Regions from separate parts of the Homo sapiens genome. Here region 1 is linked to region 2. A link is an interaction called in ENCODE POLR2A ChIA-PET data of the cell type or tissue named here. Cell type or tissue: GM12878. All regions are shown on one strand. Links, peaks and the distances in the headings refer to the core of each region. The heading gives the core; the rest is flanking DNA. Region 1 overlaps ARFGAP3 (ARF GTPase activating protein 3). Region 2 overlaps PACSIN2 (protein kinase C and casein kinase substrate in neurons 2).

The links. Peaks named below come from ENCODE experiments on the same cell type or tissue, not always from the same donor. Only the 100,000 strongest peaks of a DNase experiment are listed, where the experiment ranks them.
Region 1: POLR2A ChIA-PET joins it to region 2 with 14 read pairs; 6 of 35 experiments call an interaction of 5 or more read pairs at or near these places.

Annotation. Positions count from the first base shown.
Region 1 is chr22:42,828,926-42,844,230 of GRCh38, reverse strand. ARFGAP3 (ARF GTPase activating protein 3) reads left to right here. Exons shown (of 16, transcript NM_014570.5): 3 at 3,215-3,287; 4 at 8,738-8,869; 5 at 9,906-9,989; 6 at 12,595-12,682. Among named protein-coding and RNA genes, the nearest start is that of ARFGAP3, 21 kb to the left of the region's middle. In GM12878, for the core only: no CTCF peak of the experiment used is centred there; DNase peaks (open chromatin) are centred at 9,490, 9,800 and 10,920; H3K4me3 peaks cover 411 bases; H3K27ac peaks cover 2,529 bases.
Region 2 is chr22:42,917,976-42,933,280 of GRCh38, reverse strand. All of the region lies in intron 1 of PACSIN2 (protein kinase C and casein kinase substrate in neurons 2), which reads left to right. Among named protein-coding and RNA genes, the nearest start is that of ARFGAP3, 68 kb to the right of the region's middle. RefSeq lists a silencer at 2,395-2,474 and an enhancer at 6,922-7,720. In GM12878, for the core only: no CTCF peak of the experiment used is centred there; DNase peaks (open chromatin) are centred at 3,920 and 10,127; H3K4me3 peaks cover 2,375 bases; H3K27ac peaks cover 4,017 bases.

The DNA.
Region 1 (15,305 bases), core at 4,759-12,758, 91 kb after region 2:
ACCCTGACTCAAAAAACAACAACAACCACCACCAAAAAAAGAAACAAAAAAAACCACTAGCTAATTGGGAAAAAATCCAAGCAGCCCCAAAATATATAAAGTCTCTCCTCTAGAATACTTTTCCCCTCTTCTTCCCCTCCCACTGCCAGACACACACACATGCACTGCTTCCTGTGTGGCATGGGTGGTGTGCATATTTAACTGGAGTTTTTTTTCTTTAACTAGAATTTCAAGTCAACAAATTTACAGAGGAAAAATAATTTATAAGTTATGGCTTTTGCCAAGCAAAGGGGGGAAGGCAGATTAAGAGTATATGGAGAGGGCAAACTGCATTGGTTGCTGACTGCTCCCAGAGTGGACCAGATTGAACTGACCTCTGCCCCTTTTCACCTCCATTGCTGGGATCTCCATGTTTCAGGCTGCTCCTCCCCTCTAGCTCTGTTTTTTCTCAAGTTTGCCGTTACGTATTTCATGAGCTTATTAAAGGTGAATGGGATCCCTGCATCGATCTTGTTGGCCTGGGGTTAGGGACAGGCTTAAATACAACGTAAATAAGAAGATAGACTGCAAAGTTATGCATGAGAGATGGAAACTAAGTCCTGTGCCCACTTCTGGTTGGAAAATAAGGCAAAGTTTAAAAGAGGTAACATTTGCAATGAACTTGGAAGGTTTGGTGAGGTTTTGATAATGGAGACAAGGCCGGGCATGGTGGCTTGCGCCTGTAATCCCAGCACTTGGGAGGCCGGGGTGGGAGGATAGCTTGAGCCCAGGAGTTTAAGACCAACCTGGGCAACATAGTGAGACCTCATCTCTACGACAACAAAAAAAGATAATGGAGACAAGGGAGGGAAAATTGAGGTCAGCACTCGGACCTTCAGATATAAAAGCAGGAAAAAGCGAAATGCTTTGTAGCGACTTTTTGTATGCATAGGAAAATAAAGAGAAGTAAGGGTGAAAGGAGAGGATCTGTGTCATATTGTGGAGCGCTTTAGCTGCCACACTGGGAGCTAAAAGTTCACTCCTGAGGCCCTGGAGGGGTGAGGCATGTGGGGAGGCTGACTCAGCCTGGGCAGAGCAGGAGACAGCATCAGGAAGAGGTGAGGACCGAGGCTGAGGATGCAGGAGCGGGGATGTGGTTGGGGGGTCGGGGGGAGGCAAATCTGAGCTGTCCTTTCCTGGCCTTGGGTGTGTTCCTTACCTCTGAATGTCTTGCTTTCCTTCTCTTGAAAGTGAGGGTGAGAATACTAGGACCTGCCGTACAGGGTGTTGGCAGGAGCGAGCAAGAGAGCCCCATACAGCCTGGCACATAGTGAGCCCTAGAACATGTTGATGATGACCAGGGCAGAATCTGGGCTCCTGCTCGGTGGACACTGGGGAGAACCTTTTTATGATGTTGGCGTAGAAAGGCAACGCTTTTTATGACCTTATAGAGGTAATCAAACAAGTTATAAACAAAGGGCGGCTGGGAAATTACTGAGATTGTCTATAAGTAAAACTCTAGATTAATAATGGTATGCACTTTGGGAGGCTGAGATGAGGGGATTGCTTGAGGCCAGGAGTTCGAGACTAGCCTGGCGAACATGGCAAAACCCCGTCTCTACTAAAATTACGAAAATTAGCCAGGTGTGGTTCCGCACGCCTCTAATCCCAGCTACCTCTGGAGGCTGGGGCACAAGAATTGCTTGAATCCAGAAGGCAGAGATTACCATGAGCTGAGATCGCCTCACTGCACTCTAGCCTGGGCAACAGAACGAGGCTGTGTCTCAAAAAAAAAAAGGTATGGTTCACTGGGCATGGTGGCTCACACCTGTAATCCCAACACTGAGAGGCTGAGGTGGGAGGATTGCCTGAGCCCAGGAGTTCTAGACCATCTTGGGCAACATAACAAGACCCTATCTCTATTTAAAAAAAAAAAAAAAAAAAAAAGGCCAGGCACGGTGGCTCATGCCTGTAATCACAGTACTTTGGGAGGCCAAGGTGGGTGGATCACCTAAGGTCGGGAGTTTGAGACCAACCTGACCAACATGAAGAAACCCTGTCTCTGCTAAAAATACAAAAATTAGCCGGGCGTAGTGACACCTGCCTGTTATCCCAGCTACCCAGGAGGCTGAGGCAGGAGAATCACTTGAACCCAGGAGGCAGAGGTTGCGGTGAGTCAAGATCGCACCATTGCACTCCAGCCGGGGCAACTCCGTCTCAAAAAAAAAAAAAAAAAAAAAGCCCGGCATGGTAGCTACCATCTACTTGGGAGGTTGAGACAGGAGGATTGCTTGAGCAATCCTGGTTGAGGCTGCAATGAGCTGTGATCACACCACTCCATTCCTGGGTGATGGAGTGAGACCCTGTCTCAAAAAAAAAAAAAAAAGAAATTAGTAAATATAAGGGCAGCACAAAGGAAAGTTTTGGTGGACCTAAAGCTTCTTTTCTTTTCTTTCTTCCTTGCCCATTTTGTAAAAGGTATTCTGCCTATACTCATTCTAAAATATCCACATTCCTTTACAGTTAGTGTAGGGCAAGCTATTACTGAATAACAACCTCTGCTTTTTGCTCATTTCTGTGGATTCAGTATAAAGATTCTAACATTGTTGCTTTACCGTCGACCCCTTGGGGAATGTGCATTGTTGAGGCTATACTCACTGCCTTTACTTGTTTCAGATTTGATCTTACAGTGGAGAGAAGTTAGGCATAAGGTGTGGAAGGGGCAGGAAGTGCTTGTAGCTTTCACTTCAGGAGCATGAAATCTTGTGTTTTTTCCTCTCTCTGCTGGTCGTGATGTTGGGTAGGTCTCTTCTACCTTGTGATAAGAGAATGAGCATCCTCCAAGCTTCTGGTAGCGATCAAACTGGACAAGTAGATCACCGACCTGAAAACATCCAAACAGTGCATCTGTTTCAAGTAGAGACACATTACCAAATTTCAAATCATATCCAACCAAGGATGGGAGGCAAAGAGTTGGTGTCGTTCCAGCAGCCCGCTGACACTTGTCATGTCCCTGTGCCCTGCATTCCAGGAAGGACGAGAGGAGCCAGGGGTTGCTCACGCCAACCATCATCCACTCTGGAGTCCTAGCATCCCAAAAGTGTGGGTCCTTGTTGACACAAACTTAGAATTCTTTAGGATCCTAAAGCCTAAGGAAACCTTGTTCTCAAAAGCTCACTGATTTTGCTCCTGGGGATAAAAAATATTAACAGTTAGTAATATTCTTTCCATTTAGATCTACAGAGTTGGATTCCAACTGGTCATGGTTTCAGTTGCGATGCATGCAAGTCGGAGGAAACGCTAGTGCAGTAAGTTCATCTCAAACTCGTCATTTTCCTTCTTGTTTAAATATTTGTTATGCTATAATAGTAAAGAAGCTCAGGCTAGGTGCAGTGGCTCATGCCTGTAATCTCAGCCATTTGGGAGGCTGAAATTACAGGCGTTTGGGAGGATCACTGGAGCCCAGGAGTTCAAGACCACCCTGGGCAACATGGCAAGACCCTCTGTTTATAAAAAACAAACAAGTCAGGTGTGGTGTCTCACGCCTGTAATCCCAACACTTTGGGAGGCTGAGGCGGGCGGATCACTTGAGGTCAAGAGTTCGAGACCAGCCTGGCCAACATGGTGGAACCCCATCTCTACTAAAAAAAAAATAATAATAACAAAAATTAGCTGGGTATGGTGGTGCACACCTGTAATCCCAGCTACTCGGGAGGCTGAGGCGGGAGAGTTGCATGAACCTGGGAGGCAGAGGTTGCAGTGAGCCGAGATCACACCACTGCACTCCAGCCTGGGTGACAGAGCGAGACTCCATCCCAAAAAAACAAACAAACAAACAAAAAGAGTTCAATACTTGAAAGTTTGGGAGGCCCTATGAGAAGAAGCAGAGAGCCTGATGGGTTTTGGAGTTGGACAGACCCAGTTGACTTGTTTATTCAAAAATCTGTTAAACACCTAATAAACAGGAAGCGTTGGCTAGCTGCTGGGGATATAGTGACAGACAAGACAAACAAGATCCCCAGCTGGGCACGGTGGCTCATGCTTGTAATCCTAGAACTTTGGGAGGCTGAGGCAGGCAGATCGCCTTGAGCCCATGAATGTAAGACTGACCTGGACAACATGACAAAACTCCGTTTCTGCAAAAAATGCAAAAATTAGCAAATCATGGTGGTGCATACCTGTAGTCCCAGCTACTCGGGAGGCTGAGGTGGGAGGATCTCTTGAGCCTGGGAGGTAGAGGTTGCAGTGAGCTGAGATCGCACCATTGTGCTCCAGCCTGGTTGATAGAGTGAGATCAGTGATAGATAGAGTGAGTTGATAGATTATCAAAATAATAAATTAAAATAACCAATATCCCCTCTTATAGGGGATATTTTATTATAAATAAAAATAATCAAGATCCCCTCTTATAGACAGGGGCAGTCAGAGAGTAATCAAAGAAATATGTTCACAGGAAAATAACAGGCAGTGATAAGTGCTTTAAGAAAATTAAAACAGGAAGTGAGGGTACAGAGAAACTGGAGGCTTCTTTATGATAATAGTTTTTTAATAACTGGGGTGACTTTTGTGGTTAGGATGGAATGCTTGTATTTAAATTAATATTTAACTTCTTAAATCTACAAATTAAAAAACCCATTCTTTTTTTTTTTTTTTTGAGACAGAGTTTGGCTCTGTTGCCCAGGCTGGAGTGCAGTGGCGCCATCTCAGCTCACTGCAACCTCCACCTCCCGGGTTCAAGAGATTCTCCTGCCTCAGCCTCCTGAGTAGCTGGGACTACAGGTGCACGTCACCATGCCTGGATTTTTTGGTATTTTTAGTAGAGACGAGGTTTCACCATGTTGGCCGAGCTGGTCTCAAACTCCTGACCTCAAGTGATCTGCCTGCCTTGGCCTCTCAAAGTGCTGGAATTACAGGCATGAGCCACAGCACCCGACCAAAAAACCCATTCTTCATGTCTTTAAATATAGCAAATATTGTGTGTTAATTTCTAAACACAAACATAAATACTGTGTGTTAAGTTCTGTGAAAAAATAACCTTAAAATATTCAATTAATTTATAATTTTAAAGAACTGATTTCCTTAACCCCATTTACAAACCTAAGTAAGGATTTTCTTTTTTTTTTTTTTTCTTTTTTTTTTTTTGAGACGGAATCTTGCTCTGTCACCCAGGCTGGAGTGCAGTGGCCCAATCTCAGCTCTCTGCAACCTCTGCCTCCCAGGTTCATGCCATTCTTCTGCCTCAGCCTCCCGAGTAGCTGGGACTACAGGCGCCCGCCACCACACCCAGCTAATTTTTTGTATTTTTAGTAGAGACGGGGTTTCACCATGTTAGCTAGGATGGTCTCGATCACCTGACCTTGTGATCCGCCCGCCTCAGCCTCCCAGAGTGCTGGGATTACAGGCATGAGCCACCGCGCCCGGCCTAATTAAGGATTTTCAAACATTTTAAACTTTATTTACAAATTCAGTATATTTGATTATCTCAAACACTGAACTGGCAGCCTTACAAATCTAGCCAGCCAAATCTTGCACAGCACTGGTAACCTATTTATCAGGCCAAAATGGTGTAGATGGAGTAAATGGAATTCCTTTAGGCGTTTCTTATATGCTAAAGTATAAGAAATCAAATTTGTATGCATTTCAAATAAAAATTATGGCCAGGCATGGTGGCTCGTGCCTGGAATCCCAACACTTCGGGAGGCTGAGGCGAGAGGATCACTTGAGTCCAGGAGTGTAAGACCAGCCTGGGCAACATAGTGAGACCTCATCGTACAAAAGACTTAAAAATTAGCAAGGCATAGTGGAACCTGCCTATAGCCTCAGCTACTCAGGAGGCTGAGGTGGGAGGATCACTTGAGCCCAGGAGTTCAAGGCTGCACTGAGCTGTGATCATGCCATTACACTCCAGCCTGGGTGACAGAGCAAGACCCTGTCTCAGAAAAAAAAAAAAGAAAAAAAAAATATATATATATATATGTGTGTGTGTATATATATATCAATTAAATAGTTAAAGTCAGAGGTCTAAAATAGCAGTTTCCAAAATGCTAGTTTCTCAATCTTTTTTCTTCGTTGTCCCTAAGCATAAAAATCAATTAATTAGATAATTTTCCATTTAAATTGGATCCAATGTTTCCCTAATGAGATAAATTAAATACTAAGGAATACAATTTTGTCAGGTAGAGGTGACCTTTGGAAGGCCATAAACCATTGTAATAACTAAGATTTTTTTTTCACTTTTCAAGAAACAATTTTTGCCCCTCTTAATTAAAAATATATGCCTGGCCAGGCATGGTTGCTCCTACCTGTAATCCCAGAACTTTGGGAGGCCGAGGCAGGAGGACCACTTGAGCCCATGAGTTCAAGACCAGCCTGGACAACAAAGTCTACAAAAAAAAAATTTTAAATTAGCCAGGCATAGTGGTGCATGCCTGTAGTCCTAGCCACTTGGGAGTCTGAGGCAGAAGAATCACTTGAATCCAGGGGGTTGGCGCTACAGTGAGCAGTGTTCACCGTGCCACTGCACTCCAGCCTGGGTAATCAAGCAAGACCGTCTCAAAAAAAAAAAAAAAAAAAAAAGAAGTATGCCTTAGATGTTTCAAGGCTTTTTTTTGGTTTTTTTTTTTTTTTTTTTGAGATAGAGTCTCACTCCTATTGCCTAGGCTGGAGTGCAGTGGCAAAATCATAGCTCACTGCAGCCTCAACTTCCTGGGCTCAGGTGATTCTCTCACTCAGCCTCCCAAGTAGCTGGGACTACAGGCAAGTACCACCACGCACAACAAGTTTTTTACATTTTTAGTAGAGACAGGGTTTTGCCATGTTGCCAGGCTGGTCTCGAACTCCTAGGCTCAAGTGATCTGCCTACCTCTGCCACCCAAAATGCTGGGATTGCAGGCATGAGCCACCGGGCCCAGCCAGTGTTTCTTATTAATTTTTTATTGATTTTCTGTTTTTTTGTAGAGGCGTGGTCTCACTTTGGTTCCCAGGTTGGTCTCGAATTCCTGGCCTCAAGCAATCCTCCTGCTTTGGCTTCCCAAAGTGCTAGGATTACAGGCATGAGCCACTGTGCCCAGCCTCAAGCATCTTTTTAGAAACCTTTGCCCATTATCATGATGTTCACAAACTTGTTCCTAAACTTAGCACTGTTGGTTTGACTTACCTGTTCTTATTTCTAAGCCTTCCCAAGGTTGCAGAGTCACCCTCCAAACTCCAGAAAGGAGCTTTCTCATCTCAAGCCATCAGGGGTTGGGGGACATGGGGAGGGAAGGCTCAGATGAGTGGTCATTCGGTTTAGCCAGTGGAGCTGTGAGTTCTGTGCTTGGAACCATCCTTTTTGTATTTGAATCCTAACTCTGTCCCTTGCTACCCATGTGACTTGGGGCATGTTGTTGAACCTCTCTGTGCTTCATTTTCCCCATCTGTAAAGTGTAGACAGCAGTAGTGACTGTCTGATAGTGTTGCTATGAGGGTTGAATGAGATGATGCCCATGAAGCACTCACAACAGGATCCGGAACATGTGGGTGACCAATATCATTATCAGTTAAATTAGGTTCATCAAAGGATCACTCGTATAGGTTTTTAGAAGACCTGTTTTAATTAAGATATGAATTCTATAATTCATGTCTATACATGGATCCTCATGAAGTGGGTAAAAGCAGTTTCTTTTAATTGTTTAAATACTTGTTTTATCATCTTACCTATATTGTAGTATCTGTTAATGATAAAATAGTGCTAAACAAGGTAAACATTAATGTAGCTCCTCACTAATTTGTCAAAAATTCTGATTTACTGGAATCCATTTTGAGATTGATTGTGGACGAAGTGTAGTGGTTCACACTTCTAATCCCAGCACTTTGGGAAGCCACGGTGAGAGGATTGCTTGAATCCAGGAGTTGGAGGCTGCAGTGAGCCATGATCATGCCACACTACCCTCCAGCCTAGGTGACAGAGTCAGACCATCTCAAAAAACAAAGAAAAGGGCCAGGAGCGGTGGCTCACGCCTGTAATCCAGCACTTTGTGAGGCCAAGGCAAGTGGATTCCTTGAGCTCAGGAGTTCAAGACTAGCAACATAACAAGACCCCATCTCTACAAAAAATACAAAAATTAGCCAGGCGTGGTGGCACACACCTGTAGTCCCAGCTATTTGGGAGGCTGAGGTGGTGGGATCACTTGAGCCCAGGAGGTGGAGTTTGCAGTGAACCGAGATGGAGCCACTGCATTGCAGCCTGGGTAATAGAGCAAGACTCTCTCAAAAAAAAAAAAAAAAAAAAAAGAAAGAAATGGATTGCTCGTGAATTAAAAGTAGTCCTGAGTAGAAAGCTTTTCCCCAAATAAAGTTCACAATGACAGAGATGGTTTAATGGACAAATGAGGACTAGTTATTTCATTTTGTAATGCAAGTCTCATAGCTAGTTTTTGTTGTTGTTGTTGTTTTGAGATGGAGTCTTGCTCTGTTGCCCAGGCTGGAGTGCAGTGACACGATCTCAGCTCACTGCAAGCTCCGCCTCCCAGGTTCGCCATTCTCCTGCCTCAGCCTCCCAAGTAGCTGGGATTACAGGCGCCCGCCACCACGCCTGGCTAATTTTTTGTATTTTTAGTAAAGGCAAGGTTTCACCGTGTTAGCCAGGATGGTACTGATCTCCCGACCTCGTGATCTGCCTGCCTCGGCCTCCCAGAGTGCTGGGATTACAGGCATGAGCCACTGCGCCTGGCCATACGTAGTTTTACGAAAATATTAATGTGCATGCTTTTCTCTGTAGTCTTCCTTTTTTCATCAACATGGGTGTTCCACCAATGACACCAATGCCAAGTACAACAGTCGTGCTGCTCAGCTCTATAGGGAGAAAATCAAATCGCTCGCCTCTCAAGCAACACGGAAGCATGGCACTGATGTAAGTCACTGGAGGCTGGATTGTTTCCTTTAGATACATGTTCACTTCATAGAAAAAGTGATTTTTATCCTGAATAGTAAAACTTTTCTACCTGAGTTGTCTTACAAGGAATTAGTGTACAGTAGATTCTTACTATTGAAGTAGTTATGTTCTGTAAATTCATCATGAGTACTGGATTAGTGAATACTAAAACATTGCTCCTAGGAGAAATACAGGATTAGGTTCCTATAAGCTCTGGTCTCATTTTCATCAACTGATCAATACATAACCTTATTTAACATGTGTTTCTATTTAAAGACACCTTTTTAAATATATATTGATGGCTCATGAATATTGAACTCACAGCCAAGGACTATAACTCAGCCCTGAATGAAGCTTATTTAATGCCTGAATTTTCTCCATGAGGCACATCACAGCCTTCATGTGCTTCAGAACATTAGATAGCCCTTCAGTACTGCACTTGAGAGGCATCTTAAAAAATGACATCCTCAATAAAAAGCATGGGAATATGAAGAACATAGCACAAAATAAACTGCAGAAAGGACATTTGTTATGAGAACTGAAACAAGAAGGCAGAGTAGTGTGTCTTGTTCTACCTCAGCTGAGAATGTGCTTCTTGGGCAACTCATTTTTTGCTGCACTATTCTCCAAATGACTGAAAACACCACGAGGACTAATTTTGGGTTAAACGTAAATTTTAGCAAGTAGGTAGATTCATAAATATGGAATCCATGAATAACAAGGATTGATTATCATTTGGAACCTGCATTTAGATATGAAGTCTTTGATCTTTCCTTTTCAGAAATGGTTTATGTGTTTGAGGTCCTTGACTTCCTCAAGGTTTGGAAGCAAAATTTACTGGATGATAGATTACTAAAGTGCACGCAGAGGTCCTCTGTAGGGATGTTACTGATTTTATAAGAATGGAAAGCACCAATCTTTAGGAAACAGGTCTCTAAGGGAAGTGAAAGGTATCAAATAAAATCCTTTACAGGCCGGATGAAATGCTCAGCCCTGTGTTGTTTTTTTGTTCTAGCTGTGGCTTGATAGTTGTGTGGTTCCACCTTTGTCCCCTCCACCAAAGGAGGAAGATTTTTTTGCCTCTCACGTTTCTCCTGAGGTATGTATTATGCTTCACATCATTTTAAAGTGTGCTTACTCTGACAGTTAACAAAAGGTGCATATTTAAAATGTTAGGATGTAGGCTAAGCTCTTGTAACAAGAAGTGCTGAAACATAACTACTGAAGAGAGAAATGACATTATCAACAATTCCAAGGTTAGGATATCTGCTATTGACTGATGGACTTACTTTGCTGTTCTCAACATGTGGCTTCCATCTCAGGGTCTAAAGCAGCTGCTCCAGTTTAAGACTCTCCCAGATTAAGAGAAAAAGACAAGCATCCTTGAGAGCTAATGCCCTATTCTTCTATTTATTTATTTTTGGGGGGACTGAATCTGGCTCTGTTTCCCAGGCTGGAGTGCAGTGGCACGATCTCAGCTCATTACAACCTCTGCCCCCTGGGTTCAAGTGATTCTCCAGCCTCAGCCTCCCGAGTAGCTGGGACTACAGGTGCGCACCAACACACCCAGCTAATATTTTTTTTGAGATGGAGTTTCGCTCTTGTCACCTAGGGTGGAGTGCAATGGTGTGATCTTGGCTCACTGCAATCTCCGCCTCCTGGGTTCAAGCGATTCTCTTGCCTCAGCCTCCCGAGTAGCTGGGACAACAGGTGCACGCCACCACACCTGGCTAATTTTTGTATTTGTAGTAGAGACGAGGTTTCACCATATTGGCTAGGCTGGTCTCGAACTCCTGACCTCAGGTGATACCCCCGCCTTGGCCACCCAAAGTTCTGGGATTATAGGTGTGAGCCACCATACCCCACCACAGATGCCCTATTCTTTTACAGAAAAAGTCTGGAGGGAGCTCCCATCCCTTCTACTTATGTCCTATGAGCTGGAATTTAGTTGCATGTCTTATCTAGCTGCTAGGGAGAACTGAGAATTTATTACTAGTAGTGTGCCACAGTTCAGTTCAGAGCTCTGAAACTGACTAAAAATGAAAACATTTTTAATAGGGGTTTCATTCTCAGTGCCCCAGTTTTGCTGTTTATGTAGTATTATCTCAAAGCTATTGGATGAGTTAATGCAGGTAAAAGTACTTAGTACCTGGCACAAAGTAAGCCTTCAGTAAGTGCTCTAAATATCACTATCTTCATCTTTGTGACCTGATAGCAACAGTGACAGCAATCCATAGTACTTCTGTGGCCTCTCCTCAGATCACTTAGATCTAGGGAAAGTAAAGCCTAAAAGGCGACAATATTTACTATTTGGCCCTTTCTTTTCTTTCTTCCTTTCTTTTTTTTTTTTTTTAAAGACGGAGTTTTCCCTCTTGTTTCCCAGGCTGTAGCGCAATGGCGCGATCTCGGCTCACTGCAACATCCACCTCCCGGGTTCAAGCGATTCTCCTGCCTCAGCCTCCCAACTAGCTGGGATTATAGGCATGTGCCACCACACCTGGCTAATTTTGTATTTTTAGTGGAGACGGGGTTTCGCCATGTTGGTCAGGCTTGTCTCAAACTCCTGACCTCAGGTGATCCACCTGCTTCGGCCTCCTAAAGTGCTGGGATTATAGGCATGAGCCACCACACCGGGCCTACTATTTAGCCCTTTAAGGTAACGTGTGCCTACCTCTGTCTTGGACCATCATATGTTCTGCCAGCTACTCTAGCTCCTCCCAGTCCCACTGGGTAAGGAGCACGATTTGTTGAACTCTTGCTCAATCTATTCTTTAATTTTCTTTTTTTCTTTCGTTTTTTTTTTTTTTGAGATGGAGTCTTACTCTTCTGTCACCCACGTTGGAGTGCACTGGCACAATCTTGGCTCACTGCAGCCTCTGCCTCCCAGGTTCAGGTGATTCTCCTGCCTCAGCCTCCCAAGTAGTTGGGATTACAGGCCCACACCACCACGCCTGGCTAATTTTTTTTGTAATTTTAGTAGAGACAGGGTTTCACCATATTGGCCAGTCTGGTCTCGAACTCCTGACCTCAGGTGATCTGCCTGCCGCAGCCTCCCAAAATGCTGGGATTACAGATGTGAGCCACTGTGCCCAGCTTATTCCTTAATTTTCAATTTAAAACTATGTAAAGTTGTACACAGGTTGTTAAAGCTTGTTTTTTGGGTTTTTTTTTTTTTTTTGCTATTATAATTTGCACATACTTATTAGCATTGTCACAGTCAATAGTTACCAAAAATGGTTATCAAGAAAGAGGAGAACAGGCCAGGCATGTTGGCTCATGCCTGTAATCTCAGCAGTTTGGGAGGCCGAGGTGGGAGGATAGCTTGAGCCCAGGCGTTTGAGACGAGCCTGGGCAGCATAGTGAGACTCCTTCTCTACAAAAAATTTAAACTTTAGCTGGGCGTGGTGGCACATGCCTGCAATCTCAGCTACTCAGGAGGCTGAGGTGGAAGCACTGCTTGAGCCTGGGAGGTCAAGGCTCCAGTGAGCTGTGATTGTGCTTCTGCACTCTAGCCTGGGCAACAGAGCAAGACCCTGTTTCTAAAAAAAAAAGAAAGCAAGAAAAAAGTAGATATGCCTTCCTTTCCATTAACAGGGACTCAGAATGTGGCTGTTTAAATTGTTAGGTTTTTCCCGTGCTTTGATGTGTTTTTTATGGCTGTTTTCTTGCTTTGTCTGCTAATGACTTTTCTCGCCTTGTTTCAGGTGAGTGACACAGCGTGGGCATCAGCAATAGCAGAACCATCTTCTTTAACATCAAGGCCTGTGGAAACCACTTTGGAAAATAATGAAGGTGGAGTCCTTAGAACTGTCATGTAATACTATTCTATGGTTCAGTGGCATGCTATGAAACTATTAAAAATTAAGATGGGCCAGGCACAGTGGCTCATGCCTGTAATCCCAGCACTTTGCGAGGCTGAGGCGGGGGGATCGCCTGAGCCCAGCAGTCAGAGACCAGCGTGGGCAACATAGTCCCCATCTCTATCAAAAAAAAAAAAAACTGAAACCTAAAAATATTAAAATGTAGACCCTTCTGTCTTTTTTTTTTTTTTTTTGAGACTAAGTCTTGCTCTGTAGCCGAGGCTGGAGTGCGATGGTGTGATCTCGGCTCACTGCAACCTCCGCCTCCTGGGTTCAAGCAATTCTCCTGCCTCAGCCTCCCTAGAAGCTGGGATTACAGACATGCACCGCACATCTGGCTAATTTTTGCAACATGATTTCACCATGTTGGCCATGCTGATCTCGAACTCCTGACCTCAGGTGATCCACCCGCCTTGGCCTCCCAAAGTGCTGGGATTACAGGCGTGAGCCACCACACCTGGCCGACCCTTCTGTCTTAACAGGAAGAAATATTCATAATAGACTATAAAGTGGGGGAAAAATATTACTGAACATGGAATATAATAATCATTTTTGTAAAAAAAGAAAAACATACCAAAAACGTTCTGGAAAGCACATAGCAAATTGTTAAATAGAGAGTGAAATTACTGAGGATTTTTAGTTCTCACTTGATATAGTGTTGAAGTGTCTGAACTTTTATAATGAGTATGGGTTACTTTTATCATCAAAAACAAAATTTCAATTTAAAAACTTATAAAAATAGTTGATACATAATGATTCACATTTGGTGACTTTCTTACAGGATTACATTTATTGTAAATATATCAGTTGCTTACATATTAAAAATCACTTGTGACATGAGTAGTCAGCTCTTTCTGTTTTAAAGTTGTGCATCCTTTGTTAGGCCAGAATGTTAGTGTAAATTAACAACAAAAATGTAACTTTGGACAACTAAGCAGTGAGTTCATGGGTTATGATACCTTAAGAAGTGCTGGCTTATATAAACTGAGCCTTGAACTACTCTAAGGAACATAGCGTAACAGGAAAGATGAAGCAGTCACCAACCGCGGGTTGGGTGATGGTATTGAGAAAATTTCTGGCAAGGATTTTGCTGGAGGGTAGGAGAGTAAGTGGTATTTATCAAGAAAGTAGTCCTAGGAGAGAGAGGCACTCAGCTGTGTCCCAGAGTGGAGTCATGTTGTAATGAAAAGGAGTCGCATAGCCAGGCAGGTTGTGCACGCCTGTGATCCCAGCTACTAGGGAGACTGAGGCAGGCAGATCTCTTAAGCCTATGAGTTTGAGACTGCAGTGAGCTATGATTGCACCACTGCACTCTCCAGCGTGGGTGACAGAGACCCGGACTCTAAAAAAAATAAGAAGAAAAAGAAAAGGAGTCGCTTCCTTTGTATTGAGTTATAGGTATAAGGGTGGGAATGTCTGAGATTTCCATCAAACAGTAGAATGCTGATTTTTCATTTTGCTGGTATAGGCGTAGACATATCAGTGAATCAGGATAAGAACATTGCATATCCTAGGTAACAATGGGTTATTTGATGAATGGAATTTGGACAAGTGTCTGGCATTTTAGAAACAAATAATAAAACAAAGTAGAATTTCTTCTTTACTCTTTACACAAGGCTAAATTCAGGTAGTTCAAAGATTTACATGAAAATATGATTATCCTAGAAGAAAACATGGGTAAAGCCTTTTTTATTATCCTGAATTGAGGAAGCCCTTCTAGGCATATTCAAATCTCATAAAAGGAAAAGGTTAATAAATCTGATGACATAAAAATAGAACATTTCTGTTTTGAAAAAATACTTTAAAGTGAAGACAAATGATAAACTTATATTTGCAATTCATATGTAGACAAAAACGGCTTGTTTCCTTACTATGCAAAGAACTCTGATGTGGTTGTTTTGTGGATGATTTGCACCCTGTGATTTTTTTTTTCCACATTCTTTTTTTAGGCATATGACCGTAGATGCCTGCAAAGAAGACATTTATACACCTCTAACTGGAGTTTAGTTTTTTGATTTCTTAGCCTTACACTATACTGCAGCCACATTTGCCCTTGGGTGTTTTTCTGCCTGTGTTTGCTTTTTGTTTTGCTTGGAGTGTGGCTCTGCCTTGATTGGCATGGGTTGCCTCTTTGTTGGGGTTCAGCTTTAAGACCAGCCAACGAGCACTCCCAGTCACAACTGCATTTGTACATTTTTTCTTCCTCATAGCATAGCAAACACCAGTTCTGGAAATTACTGCGTTTCTTAGTTTGCATGTCCACTGTGTGTCCCCTCTGCTGAGCTGTGAGCTCTTCCAGAGAGAGATTGTTTTTTAAGATGAGAAATCTACCTGAGCCATTGATTGATTTACCGTTATCAATCAGAGAGAAGAGAAGAAAGAATTCCCACAATCTCCTAACAAACAGGAACAGTGCGTTATATATCTTTTGTGAAAGTACAGATGATAATTTAACTATTTTCACTATTATAATTTATTAGCATAAAAGGGCTTTGAGGCCAGGCACAGTGGCTCACGCCTATAATCCCAACACTTTGGATGGCTGAGGCGGGTGG
Region 2 (15,305 bases), core at 2,785-10,784:
AGAAATATATATTTCTTAAAGAGTTGTTCAGGATTTAAGGAAAGTTGGGGAGGTATATGGAACCATAGAGATAGTTTGTTTCCAATTTCTTAAAGTCTTAGACCTCAACTTTTCAGGGATAACAAGGTTTTCCTCTGACACATAAAGATAATAATAGACTAGGTTCTGAATATGTGCTTTGGACTTAATTATGGGAACTTGGCTTTGCCAGGTGTTTTCAAATTCTACTGTAAATATAAATGCTGATTCAATGATACAGCAACTCTTGATACTTGAGAATTTAAAGTGCTGCGTAACTGATTGGACATTTCGTCTCCTAACACAGTTGGTTCCTCTGATTCAGAGAGGACCCCTTTTTGAAGATCAAAAGCAAAATAAAAGTGTGGAAAGTGTGGACTTCTAGTGGCATGTGGACAGGGGGGTGTCCTGGGGGCTGCCCAGGAGGCTCCAGGTGGGAAGTGCTTCTGACTTAGTGGCTCTACAAGCTGGCCATTGTGGAAGAATTGGCTTTTTCCTTTTTTTTTTTTTTAGAATTGACTTTGTAAGAATCATCAAAAAATTGTTTTGCTCTCAGCTCAATAAACATTTGTAGTTAATAATCCGAGTAACTAATCTTTTTTCTCTCCTGTGTAATCCAAGATATGTCAGTATATGGTCTTCGTGAGTAAAATTGATACCAATAGTACATTATCCTAAAGGTCTTATTTGATATCCTTTTATCAAGTCAACACTTTACTGTCCCACCATTTCACTTGTAAAGATCCCCAAGTGTGTCGCTGTCAGTTTCAACAAATGTTAGAAAGGACCTGTTGTCATATGTGAGATACGCTTCTGGAATTCACTGTCTAGAGGGGAAAGCAGACTGTACACAGGTAAAAACTGAGGTAGTGGTATGTGCTTTGAGGAAATATAAAAAGAGTTAGAAGGTAACAGGCTAGAGTTGGTGGTGGTGGGAGGTGTGGCTAGATTCTCTAAGGGATGCCCCAAATGGTGTGAGGGGGAGCCGGCCATACGCTTGTCTCAGGGAAGAACATTCCTGGCAGAGGGAACAGCATGTGCAAAGGCTCTGAGGCAGGGATGAGCTTATTATGTTGAAGAAACAGAGAGAAGATCCTGTGCTGGGACAGAGAAGGGCCAGCAGGTAAGGGAGAGTAGTTGGGGAATGGGTGGAAGGGCAGGCAGGGGCCGGGTCATGACGGGATTTGCAGTACAGCGGAGGAGTTAGGGTTGAAGTGATGTGATGGTTTAGAGAAGGGAAGTGACATGATTTGAGTATTTACAAATATTGCCCTGAAGAGGCTAGAAACTGGAAGTGAGGATAGGTTTTCTGTTCTCTTTAACGTTGAGTTTCCATGGGAAAACATTAAACGTTTTCATTTTAGCTTTGAAAATTTAGGGTTATTAATACCACCTGTGTTCCTTACAATTGGGGGTTTTGTGACATTTTCTGGGCTGTTTTGGAAGAGAGGGATTGTGTAAGTGAATATACCCTGGTTGTTAACCATAATAATAACAACGTGATCTCTGCATGGCTCTGTTAAATTAAAAAATGTAACTATTAATAGTGTGTGAAATAGTTCTCAGCCTAGCCAGCAGCTGGAAGATTACACATTATGAGAAACTCATCAAGTTTAAACCACATGGGGATTTCTGTGTAGAAATATACCAGTTCCTCCTTCCTTCCTCGCTGTTCCTGTTTCAGGGCAGCCATCGGCTTTGTGGAGCCCTCTGAACCCTGGCTGGTTCCATTGACGCTGACTGTGTTCCTCCACTACCTTCCCATCACCTAAGGTCTCTTCTGTCTCGGACACCTCCTGCCTCTCCCACTCTGCACCTGCCCCATTCCCATCCAAGGTTCACCTTGGTGTCGCTGGCTTGGAAGCCATTTCCTCACTTCCCTGGGTGGAAAGCAGCTACTTCAGTCCTCCAACAATCCCAAGGAGTGGTAGGCAGTGTTAGTTTTGTTTTCTGGATGAGGAAACTAAGGTTCAGGAAGGTTAAGTAACGTGCCCCTGGTTACCCAGCTGGTTTGCAGCAAGGCTGGGATTCATTCATTGCTGCTTCTCACATATCATTGCCTCGTGTAAGCCAGGTGCTGTGCCCAGCCGTGGGATACAACTGTGAACAAGGCAGGTGTGAGTTAGGTGTCTGCCTCCCTCAACACCTTGAGCTGTTTGAGCAGGCAGGCGTCTGGAATAGGCATGCAGTGAACACTGAGCGAATGAATGAGTGAATGAAAGAATTCCTGTCAACATTCTACTCTTGTTGGACTCGGGTTGGCATGCTGCCTCCCTTAGCATCCAGCCTGTCACTCTTCAGAGTCACGCACACGTGACTCACCTCTGCCTTTCCTTGGTGTCTTTTGTTGCCTGTGTCTCATGCAGGAGGCAGCACAGCCTGGTGGCTCAGGGAGGCTCTGGAGCACCTGGTCTGGGTTTGAATCCAAGCTCTGCCCCTTACTAGTTGTGTGACTTGGGCACGTTATTTAAACACTCTTATGCCTCTGTTTCTTCATCTATAAATTTACTTTTGAACTTGAACTGTCAAAAACTTTCATTTTTTAATTCTTAAACTTTCCCACTGACCCAAACCAGATTGAGAAATTGGATAACCAAAACCATGGAGGTATTTTTGCTTTTTATGAGCGTGCCTTTTGTTATTTCAAAATGACCTACTTTCATACTTCCAAATGCATTTTAGAAACATTTTGATTAATTTAAAAGACAATCATTTTCAAAATTAGTTTATTGAATAACTTTTTCCCTTGTTTATGTGGTGTGAACGTGGGTATCCATGTACTTCTTGGGTCAGGATTGAGTGGGTGCCTCATCTGTGCTAGGCTCTGCGTGAGACACGAGGACAGGAGGGTCCAGAGAAGGTCTGAGAGCTGAGACAAAGGTGCTGAGTGTGTCCAGGGCCCAAACCCAGAGGTCCTGGTGCTGCTGCATGTTGTGGCTGTGGAATTGGGGCAGAGAGCACAGGTAGCAGGAAAGTGTGTGAGTTAGGCTGCATGTCACAGAGACCCTCAAAATAATAGTGGCTTAAAGAGAAGTTTATTCCTCTCATCTGCAGAGTCCAGAGGTGGCATGGCTGGTGGGCACACCACACTGTCAGAGACCTAGACTTCCTCTGTCTCGTTTTGTGCATGGCTCTGTTCCCAAGTCACCTCATGGTTCGCGATGAGAAAAGCATGGCATTCATATTTAACACGGCGAACTTTGTGCTAGGATTGGGACACAAAAATAAACTCCATGTGGTTCCTGCCCTCAAGGATCTTAGGTCTCTTGGGAGAGACAGATGCCTGGATGACCGCCCTCCATCTGAGGTTGATTGGAAGGAGCCCTGTGTGAGAGGAACACAGGCAGGCAGGCCAGGCAGCAGAGCTGACATTTGGGAATAAAGGAAGTCTTTATGAAAGAGGTGGCATCTGATCTTGATCTTAAAGAATAATTAGTATCTTGACACTCATCTGGGAGGCTGTTTGAGGGAGAAGGATACTGTGAAGGGAGGTACGAAGACCTGAAAGGGCAGGGCTCTGTTTGGAGCCCCGGGTGGCGGGTCACTCTCCTGCCTTGTCCGAGTTGAAGTAGACCATCATTCTGGAGCAGACGTCACACAATTGGAAAGATGTCCCCAGCTGTGTGATTAGTATGACATCCATTCTAAAAGGTGAACAAAAGAACCTGGAAAGAAACCAGACAGGATCGTTTTGGAGTTCTGAGATACTCATTCTTTTGCCTGTACTTTGGAAGCAGGATCAAGCCATTCGTAGGCACGCCACTCCCACTGAACATTTCACAATCCACTGAGCCCAGTGCTGTCACTGTGTTTCAGTTCTCAGAAGCTATTGACAGCATCTTCAATGAGAAGTCCTGGGACCCAGAGTCAGAGCACTTTTTACTGGTTTTGCAAGATACAAATATTAATTGCTGTTGACTTTCCCTTTAAATTTTAGCCTCTGTATGTGGGCAGGACTTGTAGCATAGATGAGACCTTGTGTTACCAACATTGTAAGTAATTTATGTGATGTGGACGTGCTTGGGAAGCATGGACTTTCTTTATGCTGACTGTGGCTTGTTTCACAGTGAGACCCTGATAATGAGCTCAAGCCCGGACATTGGGGTCCTGGTGAGTATAGTTGCACAGGGCGGCCGTCAGGCCTGGATCTGATGAAGTAGGGAGGATCTTTGCAGCCATGCTCACTGCACATACACACTCTTATAATTACTCGGCTTTAATTCACGTTTATTCTTCCATAATCTCCTGCTTATAGGAGGCTGTCTTAAAACATTTTAAACTCAGAGAACTCTAAGAGCTTGTTGAATCCCACTCTCTTCTTTTCATGTGAAAGTAGTTGGATGCTGAGAAGATAAGGGACTTGCCCAATGTCCCATTGCTGTTTAATGGCAAATTTGGGATGAGGCTTCTAAATTTTGGCACTGAGAGCTCTTTGTAAGTGTAAAAAATGACTTCAGAATTATCAAAAATGAAATTATGTTCAGTGTAGCTTTATTGATTTTGTTTGTTTAGAGGTATATGTATTTGTGTGTATTTTTCCTTAAATTTGGTGTTCCAGGTAGGGTATACCCAGTGATTCCCTTCACCAGCCTGATTACCTACAAGTGCCTCCACCACTATTTTGGGGTGTACTTCATTGTCTTCAGACATTAACACCATCTACTGAGTTTAATGAGCATCAGTCCATCAGGCCCAGTGAAACACTCTGACAACTTACATATTAAAGGAGTTTCACATCTAAAATTTCACAAATGAGGCTTATGTATTTGAAGTTTCTTAAAAATAAAAACAAAACCAACCTGATTTCTGTACTCTGATGCATGAAATTAGAAGCTATGTGAGGCTCACCTGCCTCCACAGCAACTGAAGTCTTGTTTTATGTGAACACCTTCTTTTCTTTCCTCCTTCTGTCCATTTCTGATGCATGTGTAAGATGGCAGGTGATATTTCATCGCCTACAGCACTCTCAGATTCAGCACGTGAAGAGACAGTGAATCACTTTAAGGACTTCAGAGGCAGCGACATTTTTTAGCCAAGGTGTTTCTTTGGGCCATTTTCCTCCTATGCCTCTCCGGGTGTGTTCCCGTCCTTTCTCAAGGGTTTATGGTTTGCCCCTTAAGTGTAGATTGAGGATGTCAGATTGAAATCTTGCTCTTTAAACTGTATCCAGAGGTTCTTCAACTCTCTTTGGAATGTGTGAGCCAGAGAGCCTCAGGGAAACAGTGGGACAGAAGTGGAAGCTGCATGTGCCATGACATCCCCAACCTGGGCTCCGCCTGAGGACTACCTGGAAACCCAAACATCTGGACATGAGGGCTCGGCTCAGTGGAGTATGGGACCATGACATGACGTTTTACAGCCATTAAAAATGACTGAGGCCGGGCACGGTGGCTCACGCCTGTAATTGTAGCACTTTGGGAGGCTGAGGCAGGCGGATCACCTGAGGTCTGGAATTCGAGACCAGCCTGACCAACATGGCGAAACCCCATCTCTACTAAAAATACAAAATTAGCCAGACGTGGTGGTGCATGCTTCTAATCCCAGCTACTCGGGAGGCTGAGGCAGGAGAATCGCTTGAACCTGGGAGGCAGAGGTTGCAGTGAGCCAAGATCACGCCATTGCACTCCAACTTGGGCAAGAAGAGCAAAACTCAGTCTCAAAAATAACTAACTAAATAACTAAATAACTAAATAAATAAATAAATAAAAGACTGGGGCCAGGCGTGGTGGCTCACGCCTGTAATCCCAGCACTTTGGGAGGCCAAGATGGGTGGATCACTTGAGGCCAGAAGTTTGAGACCAGCCTGGCCAACATGGCGAAACCCTGTCTCTACTAAAAATATTTTTAAAAATTAGCTGGGCATGGTGGCGGGCACCTGTCGTCCCAGCTACTCGGGAAGCTGAGACATGAAAGTTGCTTGAACTCGGGGGCAGAGGTTGCAGTTAGCTAAGATCGTGCCACTGTGCTCCAGTCTGGGCAACAGAGCGAGACTCTGTCTCAAAAAAAAAAAAAGTAACTGGAAGATACCCAGACAACAGGGAGAAATGCTGCTTATGCAGCTGAGGAAAGCAGAACACAGGATGGCTTGTTGGCTGCAAGGACAGTGAAGTCAGTCCATAGATGATGGGAGAAGCAAGGGCTAAATGAGGAGAGCGGAGGCTGGTGGGACAGAACTGGCCATGAGGAGCCCCTGTTGGCCTTGACAGCTCTGTGCTAGCCAACATTTGGACTTAAAATCATCATGGGCTTGGCAGTGTGGGGAGGCTGGAAAGAGGAGAGCCAGAGGTTCTCCTGAACAGGAATCGTGAGCTTCAGAGCTGCCGAGGAGCCCAGCCAGGTGTGGTAAGCAGAAGAACTGCACTGAGGTTGCTCTGTTGTTTGTTTTTCCTTAACCTCCTCCAAGCATTTTTTTTTTTTTAAGAGATAGGGTCTCTCTATGTTGCCGAGGCAGGAGTGCAGTGGCTATTCACAGGCGTGATCATAGCTCACTGCAGCCTTGAACTCCTAGGCTCAAGCAGTCCTCCCACCTCAGCCTCCTGAGGAGCTGGGACCACAGGTGCACTCAGCTCCAGAATGATTTTTTTTTTTTTCCTGTGGGAAGAAGAGGGCTTGGTCTGTCATGTTGAGTGAAACAAGATGTGTTTTCCCCCCTCTCTTTTTCTCTTTTCTTCTTAACAGAGATATTGGAGAGTCTGTGCTGTGTTTCTTTGAAGTGATTCTGTGTCCTCGTGGAGTTCCTAAGATTCCCCTTCCTCCCACTGTTTTTCTTCAGTTTGCAGTGGATAGTTCTGTGCCATGAGGTGGTTTGAAATCCTCTGGTTTTCGGTGATGGTTTCTATAGCAACAATGAGTTGTGTCTGCCTGGAGATGCTGGCTGTTTTTTTAATCTCTGGAAGCACCTTTGAGTGTGTTCTGCCCCACCCTGCCCAGGCCGATGGGTGCTTCTGGAGGGCCTAGGACCTGCTGAGCTCTAGGCCTCAGTGTGATTCCCTTGAGGGAGGGGCCAGCCTTTAAGCCCAAGCATCTTGCAATGCGCAAGCTGTTTCCCGTTGTTGAATCAAATGTACTACACCATGTTCCAGAGAGATATAAGTCACTTTATTTGCTGATCTCTTATCTCTTCCTTTGAGGAATGTTCACTTTTCCAGATGAAATCACTGGAAACAAAATGAGTTGTGCCAGGTAGTTGAGCTCTTAAAAAACATCCCAGCTTTGCTAATGGTGCAAAGCACTATCTTAATGTGGGCCTTACTTCCTGAGCGCCCACTGGCTTATAGGGGGTGACCTGGGTGGTAGAGACAAGCAAGAGACCCCATTCTTCCAGGAGACTGACTGGACATACATGAATAGCCCGAGCTGAGCCAAGGCTGGTGACATAGAGGGCCCAGGGACCCATGGGCCGCAGCTGGGTTGTCAGGCAGCAGGAGGGCCTCCCGTGAGGCCGGTGGTAGACAGGCAGGGTAGAACCACACAGCCCCCAACCGTGGTTGCTAAACCCATGTGTGGTTTAGATTAACATGTGCAGTAGTGTTTACGAAAGAATTCTAACCATTAGAGTTATAGCACCTTCACATAAATGCTCTCATTATTTTCCATCTTTGAATCCTCAGTCTCCATAAATCAAAATTACCCAGGCTCTTCAACTTTTCTTGTCCTGAATTCATCCAGCAATTTACAAAGCAACTGCTTTGTGTTTGACACTGGATGCTGGGGCTGTAGCAGTGATCACAGCTGACATTTGTCCCTGCCCTCCTAGAGCTGATACTTTTTTTTTTTTTTTTTAAAGACGGAGTCTTGCTCTGTCGCCCAGGCTGGAGTGCTATGGCGTGATCTTGGCTCACTGCAACCTCTGCCTGCCAGGTTCAAGTGATTCTCCTGCCTCAGCTTCCCAAGTAGCTGGAACTACAGGCATGCGCCACCACACACAGCTAATTTTTGTATTTTTAGTAGAAATGGGGTTTCACCATGTTGGCCAGGCTGGTCTTAAACTCCTGACCTCAAGTGATCCGCCAGCCTCGGCCGCCCAAAGTGCTGGGATTACAGACGTGAGCCACCGCCCCGGCCCTAGAGCTGACTTTCTAGAGGGTCAGACAGACAAGAAATAAAACATTTAAGTAAATTATGTAGCTCGTTAGGAGGTGGTAAGTGCTTGGGAGAGAAAAATAAAGCAGGGAGGGGGTCTGAGGGGGCTGGGGCAGGGTTAGAAAAGTTCTCACTGGGGCCGGACGCAGTGGCTCACGCCTGTGATCCCAGCACTTTGGGCCGATCACGAGGTCAGGAGATCGAGATCATCCTGGCTAACACAGGTGAAACCCCGTCTCTACCAAAAATATAAAAAATTAGCTGGGCGTAGTGGCAGGCACCTGTAGTCCCAGCTACTTGGGAGGCTGAGGCAGGAGAATGGCGTGTACCCGGGAGGCAGAGCTTGCAGTGATCTGAGATCGTGCCACTGCGCTTCAGCCTGGGCGACAGAGCTAGACACTGTGTCGAAAAAAAAAAAAAAGAAAAAAAACCTCACTGGGGTGGGGGCTGATACAGGCCTGTGGGGCAGGAGGGAGACCATTTCAGGGAGGAGACGAGCACATTCACTGTGCCTGGCAGTGCCCAGACCAGCGGAGGAGCCAAGTGGAGCTTGGTGTAGGGTGGACAGCAGTGGTGGCGGGTTGGAGAGCAGGGTCTGAGGACAAAGTAGCTCGGTGGAGGTGAGCAGATGCGGGCTGGGAGGACCTGGGCTTTTACTCTGCATGGGGGGCTTAAGAGCAGCAATGTGGTCTGCCTTGCATTTTGAGAGGGTCACACTGTTCAGAGTGGACTGAAGTCAGATTGTTAAATATATCATGCATTGAGAAAGCATGCAGCAGTGCATACAGCTACAGTTGTATGTACAAGTATGAAATTAATATGTTCTAATTTTTAAAAACAGTAGCACAGATACAAAACACTGAGTTACTGTGGGAAGCTGGGAGCTCTGTTAGAGGGAAGAAGACTGCAGCCACACAAAGGAGAGGTGATAGTGGCACTGACAGTGGAGAGATGCAGGGGGTCTGGTCATGTCCTTGGCTTTTTGGAGGCAAGGCCGGTCCAGGAGGTGCTCATGGACCTCCCCCGCTCCCTAAAGCTGGGGCCTGGGGGTCTTGTGGGAACCTCCCTTCCTTCTAGTATGGGGCCATTCATGAAACAAAGTCGGGTATTCTCCAGGATTTTTTTTTTTTTTTTTTAAAGAGACCAGGTCTCGCTTTGTCACCCAGATTGAAGTGCAGTGGCACAATCGTAACTCACTGCTGCCTCAAATTCCTGGGCTCAAGCAGTTCCCCTGCCTCAGCCCCCTGAGTAGCTGGGAGTACAGGCGTGCACTACCACACCTGGCTAATTTTATTTTTTAATTTATTTTAGAGATGGGATCTCACCATCTTGCCTAGGCTGGTCTTGAATTCCTGGCTTCAAGCAGACCTCCCGCCTCAGCTTCTCAAAGTGCTAGGATTACAGGCATGAACCACCATGCCCAGTCAGGATAAATTTTTAGAGGAAATAGTTGAGGCCGGGCGCAGTGGCTCACGCCTGTAATGCCAGCACTTTGGGAGGCCGAGGCGGGCGGATCACGAGGTCAGGAGATCGAGACCATCCTGGCTGACACGGTGAAACCCCGTCTCTACTAAAAATACAAAAAATTAGCCAGGCATGGTGGCGGGCGCCTGTAGTCCCAGCTACTCGGGAGGCTGAGGCAGGAGAATGGCGTGAACCCGGGAGGCGGAGCTTACAGTGAGCCGAGATCACGCCACTGCACTCCAGCCTGGGCAACAGAGTGAAACTCTGTCTCAAAAAAATAAAAAAAAGAAGAAGAAGGAGAAATAGTTGAAGATGAAGTAGCTTAGTGGAGGTGAGCAGATGCGGGCCTGCGGGCCAGGAGGACCTGGGCTTTTACTCTGCACAAGGGACTTAAGACCAGCAATGTGGTCTGCCTTGCATTTTGAGAGGGTCACCGTGTTGAGAATAGACTGAAGTCGGATTGTTAAATATATCATGCATTGAGAAGACATGCAACAGTGCATACAGCTACAGTTCTGCGGCCAATTATGAAATGAATATGTTCTCATTTTTAAAACCAGTAGCATGGGTACAAAACTCTGAGTTACCATGCAGCTTATCTATGATGCCAGATTAGTCCTTTCTAAAGTGCACCCTGCCCCACAGAAGCATGTGAGCTTCCGCTTTGTTGGGTGCTGGGACAGCCACAACACTCACTCCCTCTGCCTCTGCCGGAAAGACCCCTCCCCTGTCCTTCTCATGCCCACTGCCCATCTTCCTGCAGTCCTCAGAGAGCTCGCATTCTATCTCAGTAAGCCCGCCCCACCCCCAGGTCTTTTAGAGTGCCCTACTTCTCTGTGTCCTGGTGCTTTTCACACCATATAGCTGTTTTTACTTTGCTGTGTGCCAATCTGCCCTAGTAGGATGTCAGCCCCAGGAGGGCAGGGACCCAGTCTGCCTTGTCCACTGCCCCTCCCCCAGCTTAGAAGAGTGCCTGGCACATGGTAGATGTTCACATGGTAAATATGTCCCTTATCAAAGGGCCCTCTCACCTTGGGCCCAAACATTGGCTTAGAATAAATCGTTATTTCCCAACCACTGAAGAATCTCCCCCCAGATAGTGAAGAGGAAACGAGCTGCAGGTCAGCCTGTGCTCAGTGCAAGGCCTGTGGAGCGGCCAGAACCCAGCCAGCCAGGTGTGCTCGGGCCGTGGCAGCGAGGATGTCCACCTCTGCCTACCTCTGCAGTTAGAGGATTAGAGCGGGGTATCGGGGGCTTTCTCCCGAGGCCAGCTTTCAGGAGAGATGAGCAACATGGTCTTTTTACTCAGAATGTTCTTGCTTTATGAAAATAGCCTTTTGGCCTAAAAAATGACCTGTTCTTTTGTCTGGTTGTGGAATAAATTAAGGGTGTTAAGGGGGAGCTGGATGTCCTTGTGAATACATCATTTGTTTACCTGATATCTGTTATCAAGCCCAAAGGGGAGGAAGGAGGTTATGCCAGCTTCCAGCCTGTGCCACGGTCACCTTAGCAACCTCTGTTAACCTCTGAGACTCTGCACACCATCTAAGGAATGGCTCTGACTCACTGTACTTACATACATTGCTGGCAGAAGTCACTGGAATCTGAGATCTGGAACTGTTTTCAATACCTCAGTCATTCCCGGATTCCCAGATTCCTGAGAAGTGCCCCTTAGAACAAAAGGGTTGGGTGGCTCACACCTGTAATCCCAGCACTTTGGGAGGCTGAGGCAGGTGGATCACCTGAGTTCAGGAGTTCGAGACCAGCCTGGCCAACATGGCGAAACCCCGTCTCTACTAAAAATACAAAAATTAGCCTGGCATGGTGGTGAGCGCCTGTAATCCCAGCTACTCGGGAGGCTGAGGCAGGAGAATCGCCTGAACCCGGGAGACGGAGGTTGCAGTGAGCTGAGATCGCGCCACTGCACTCCAGCCTGGGCAATGACAAAGCAAGATTCTGTCTAAAAAAAAAAAAAAGCTTCTAAATGAAGTTTCCAAAAGTTAGAAAAGCTATTTTCTGGCTCCTGATTGCTCCCTTTTCATAGCAGCCTGTTTGTGTTTTATGGGTACATAACCCTTGAGTCTCTCCAAGAATTCTCATCAGATTTCATTAGAATTTCTCTCTTGTTCCCTCAAGTATTTGTTTTCCCCTGATTTCAGTTTGAACTTTATGAAAGGGTAGGGCTGATGGCATAGGAAGCTGAGCTGGTTCCCTCTTGGCCCTTCCCCTAAATGGGAGAGTGGCCACATCTCTGTAAGAGTCTGGGCAATGCCCCAGGTGGGTTTCCCTGAAAGTCATCTGTACTTGATGGCTTGGCTCCAAATGCAGCTTTTTTTTTTTTTTTCTTTTTTCTTTTTTGAGACGGAGTCTCACACTGTCGCCCAGGGTGGGCGACAGTGACACAATCTCGGCTCACTGCAGCCTCCACCTCCTGGGTTCAAATGATTCTCCTGGCTCAGCCTCCCGAGCAGCTAGAACTACAGGCGTGTGCCACCACGCCTGGCTAACTTTTTGTATTTTTAGTAGAGACAGGGTTTCACCGTGTTAGCCAAGATGGTCTCTATCTCCTGACCTCATGATCTGCCCTTCTCGGCCTCCCAAAGTGCTGGGATTACAGGCGTGAGCCACTGCACCTGGCCCAAATACATTTTTAAAAATGACCCTGGAGCAGGCACAGTGGATCACTTGAGCCCAAGAGTTCAAGACCAGCTTGGGCAATACGACGAAACCCCGTCTCTACTGGAAAATACAAAAATTAGCTGGGCGCATGCCTGTGGTTCTAGCTACTGGGGAGGCCGAGGTGGGAGGATCACTTGAGCTGAGGAGGTTGAGGCTGCAGTGAGCTGTGATCACACCACTGCACTTCAGCCTGGGCGGCAGACCGAGACCCTGTCTCAAAAAAAAAAAAAAAAAAAAAAAAAAAGTGTGATAATTCATGATAATTGACCCTCACCCCTGCCACTCACAACTTTGCATTTCTCAACCCTGAGCTTGGCGTTCCTACCCTGCCAAGGCCTGTCTCCAGCACTGGCGTTTTTAGGTGGTTTTCTTCTCCTGGTGCACACCTGGCTGCTCTCTTCCAGCACGTCCTCCACCATGGGCGGTGCGGCCTTGTTTCTGCGTTGTTACAGCTTCCACCTCTTAATTCAGCAGGCCTTTGGGAGGAAGGAGAAGGAGGTATGTTTGCCTCCCTTGAATTTGTTTCTTTCCAAAAAGTGACACTAAAATAGCCATGCTGTAATGTCATTATTTTGGAAAAGAAATAAATTCAGAGGAACTACATGGGAAACATATTTTCTTACATGTTTTTGCCATTGTGATGGGAAAGAATCCAGAATAACTCAGCACACACCACCCCATTCTAAAAGTTTATTTCAAAATCACTTGTTGGAATTCGGATGGCATGCTTCTGATTCATCTTGCATGGCACCCAGGGTAGCCCGTGAGAGTGAGTTCAGGTCTGGAGTGTGTGCAGGAACAGTCTCCCTCACGTGTAGCCCTTGTTCAGAGTTCACAGAACTCATTCAGCATTGAATTCCGGTATTGGAGCTCAGTTTCTTTTTTTCTTTTTTAGATTCTTTCTTATTTTTAATTTTTAAAGTTCTTTTAGAGACCAGGTCTCACTCTGTCACCCAGCCTGGAGTGCAGCAGTATGATCGTAGCTCACTGCAGCCTCCAGCTCCTGGGCTCAAGTGATCCTCCCACCTCAGCTTCTTGAGTAGCTGGGACTACAGGTGTGTACCACCACCCCTGGCTAATTTTTCTTTTTTTTTTTTTTAGAGATGGTGGTCTCACTGTGTTGCCCAGGGTGGCCTCAAGTGATCCACCTGCTTTGGCCTTTCAAAGTGTTGAGATTTCCAGGCGTGAACCACCGTGCCTGGCTGAGCTCAGTTTCTTTTTCTTTTTCTTTCTTTCTTTCTTTTTTTTTTTTTTTTTTTTTTTTTGAGACAGGTTCTTGCTCTGTCACCCAGGCTGGAGTACAGTGGTGCAATCTCGGCTCACTACAACCTCCACTTCCCGGGTTCAAGTGATTCTCCTGCCTCAGCCTCCTGAGTAGCTGAGATTACAGGCGCATGCTACCACACCCAGCTAATTTTTGTATTTTTAGTAGAGACACAGTTTCACCATGTTGGCCAGGCTGGTCTTAAACTCCTGACCTCATGATCTGCCTGCCTCAGCCTCCCGAAGTGCTGGAATTACAGGCGTGAGCCACCACGCCCAGCCTGAGTTCAGTTTCTTTAGGAAGAAATAATCAGTCAACCACTGGGTGCCAGACAGTCTGAAATGTGCAAAAGAAGTGCCAGATGAGTCCCTGTCCTTGGAAAGACCAGGGATGACTCATTTGTCTGTCACTTTGCACTTTCTCAAAATTCTTTCACAGCTGTCGCCCCGAGCCTCTTAATACCCTGGGAGGTAATGAGAGCCCATGTTGTACTGCCTTACAGACAAGGACAGTGGCTCTCAGAGGGGACAAATAGCTGAATTACAGAGGTGGAGCTGAGACTCATTTTCGACTCAATATCACACTCTCTTCCCAGGAACTTTACCTTCCAGATGAGAAGCCCCCAATTAATTATTAAATACACATTTTACATATTTTTTGCATTAATAAATTGATTTCCAAAGGCTCCAGCACTGTTTGGCATTAAAGAGCAGCTTGTCCCATACGTGTGCACAGGTATGGTAAAGGTCGTTGTAGTCGGCTCAACCTGGAAGAATGAATGAAGCAGAGCCAGGAAACATGCCCTACCTGACCTCGTTTTGAAGAAACAATCGCTCTCAGAAGCCTCTCAGTCTCCTCAGCTTATGTGTTTCTTCAGCTGAGAGGGTGCTGCAAGCAGATTCATTTTTATGGTTAAGGACATGTGTGTGTCAAAAAAAAATTATAGTAGTACTTCCTGACAGGCCCAGCGCCTTTGGGGATGTGGTAGAGATCAGGGTCAATGTGGAAGCCCTGAGGCTCCAGCCTCCCTGGCAGGTGGTGGGACTCTGGAGAATCCTCCTGCCCTTTCTTCTTTTCGCTGCCAGAGATTGCCGGATTCTGGAAATGCCTGGTAGCTGGGCATGTGGTGTCTTGTTGGAGTTGGGCAGCGTGGAGTCTGATGGTCTGGGTTGAGTCTCAGCCTAGCACTTAAGAGCTATGGGTCTGTGACCAGTGATTTGAATTATCTGTATCTTGGTTGCCTTTTCATCAAATGGAAACAATAATACATCTTTTATAGGATTTTTGAGGTACAAAAATAATATATCTGAAGTTCACCTCACCCATCTGTTGGTGCTGAGAGGTACTGAGTAGCTGGTAGCTGCTTGGATGGTGGTTTATCCCACTTCTAGAAAATTTGTAGCTTGGGCTCCCAGGTGGAGCAGTCTTGCTTGGTTTGATGCAAACATGGCAGACTCCAGGCAATATAGCTGTCTTTGGGGGATATAATTCAGTCATCAAATAGCTTTTGAACACTGCATGGTGCCATGAGGCAGCTCTTCTAGCTCCTTGGACTCCCTATGAGGTTGAGCATGGCTATTCTAGGGTGTGGCCTGTCTGCAGTGGCCCTGGTGTGCAGCTGGTTCCTACTCAGGATGGGGTCATGCCCACCATAGCAACTGTTACCTGCAAAGGACATTTTTACTTTACAAAGCATTTTCACATCCTTCTCAGTTGACCCTCACCACGATTCTGCCAGGCAAGTGGGGATAATATTGGTGCAGTAAACATTATATTTAAATACAGTTGCCCTGGGACT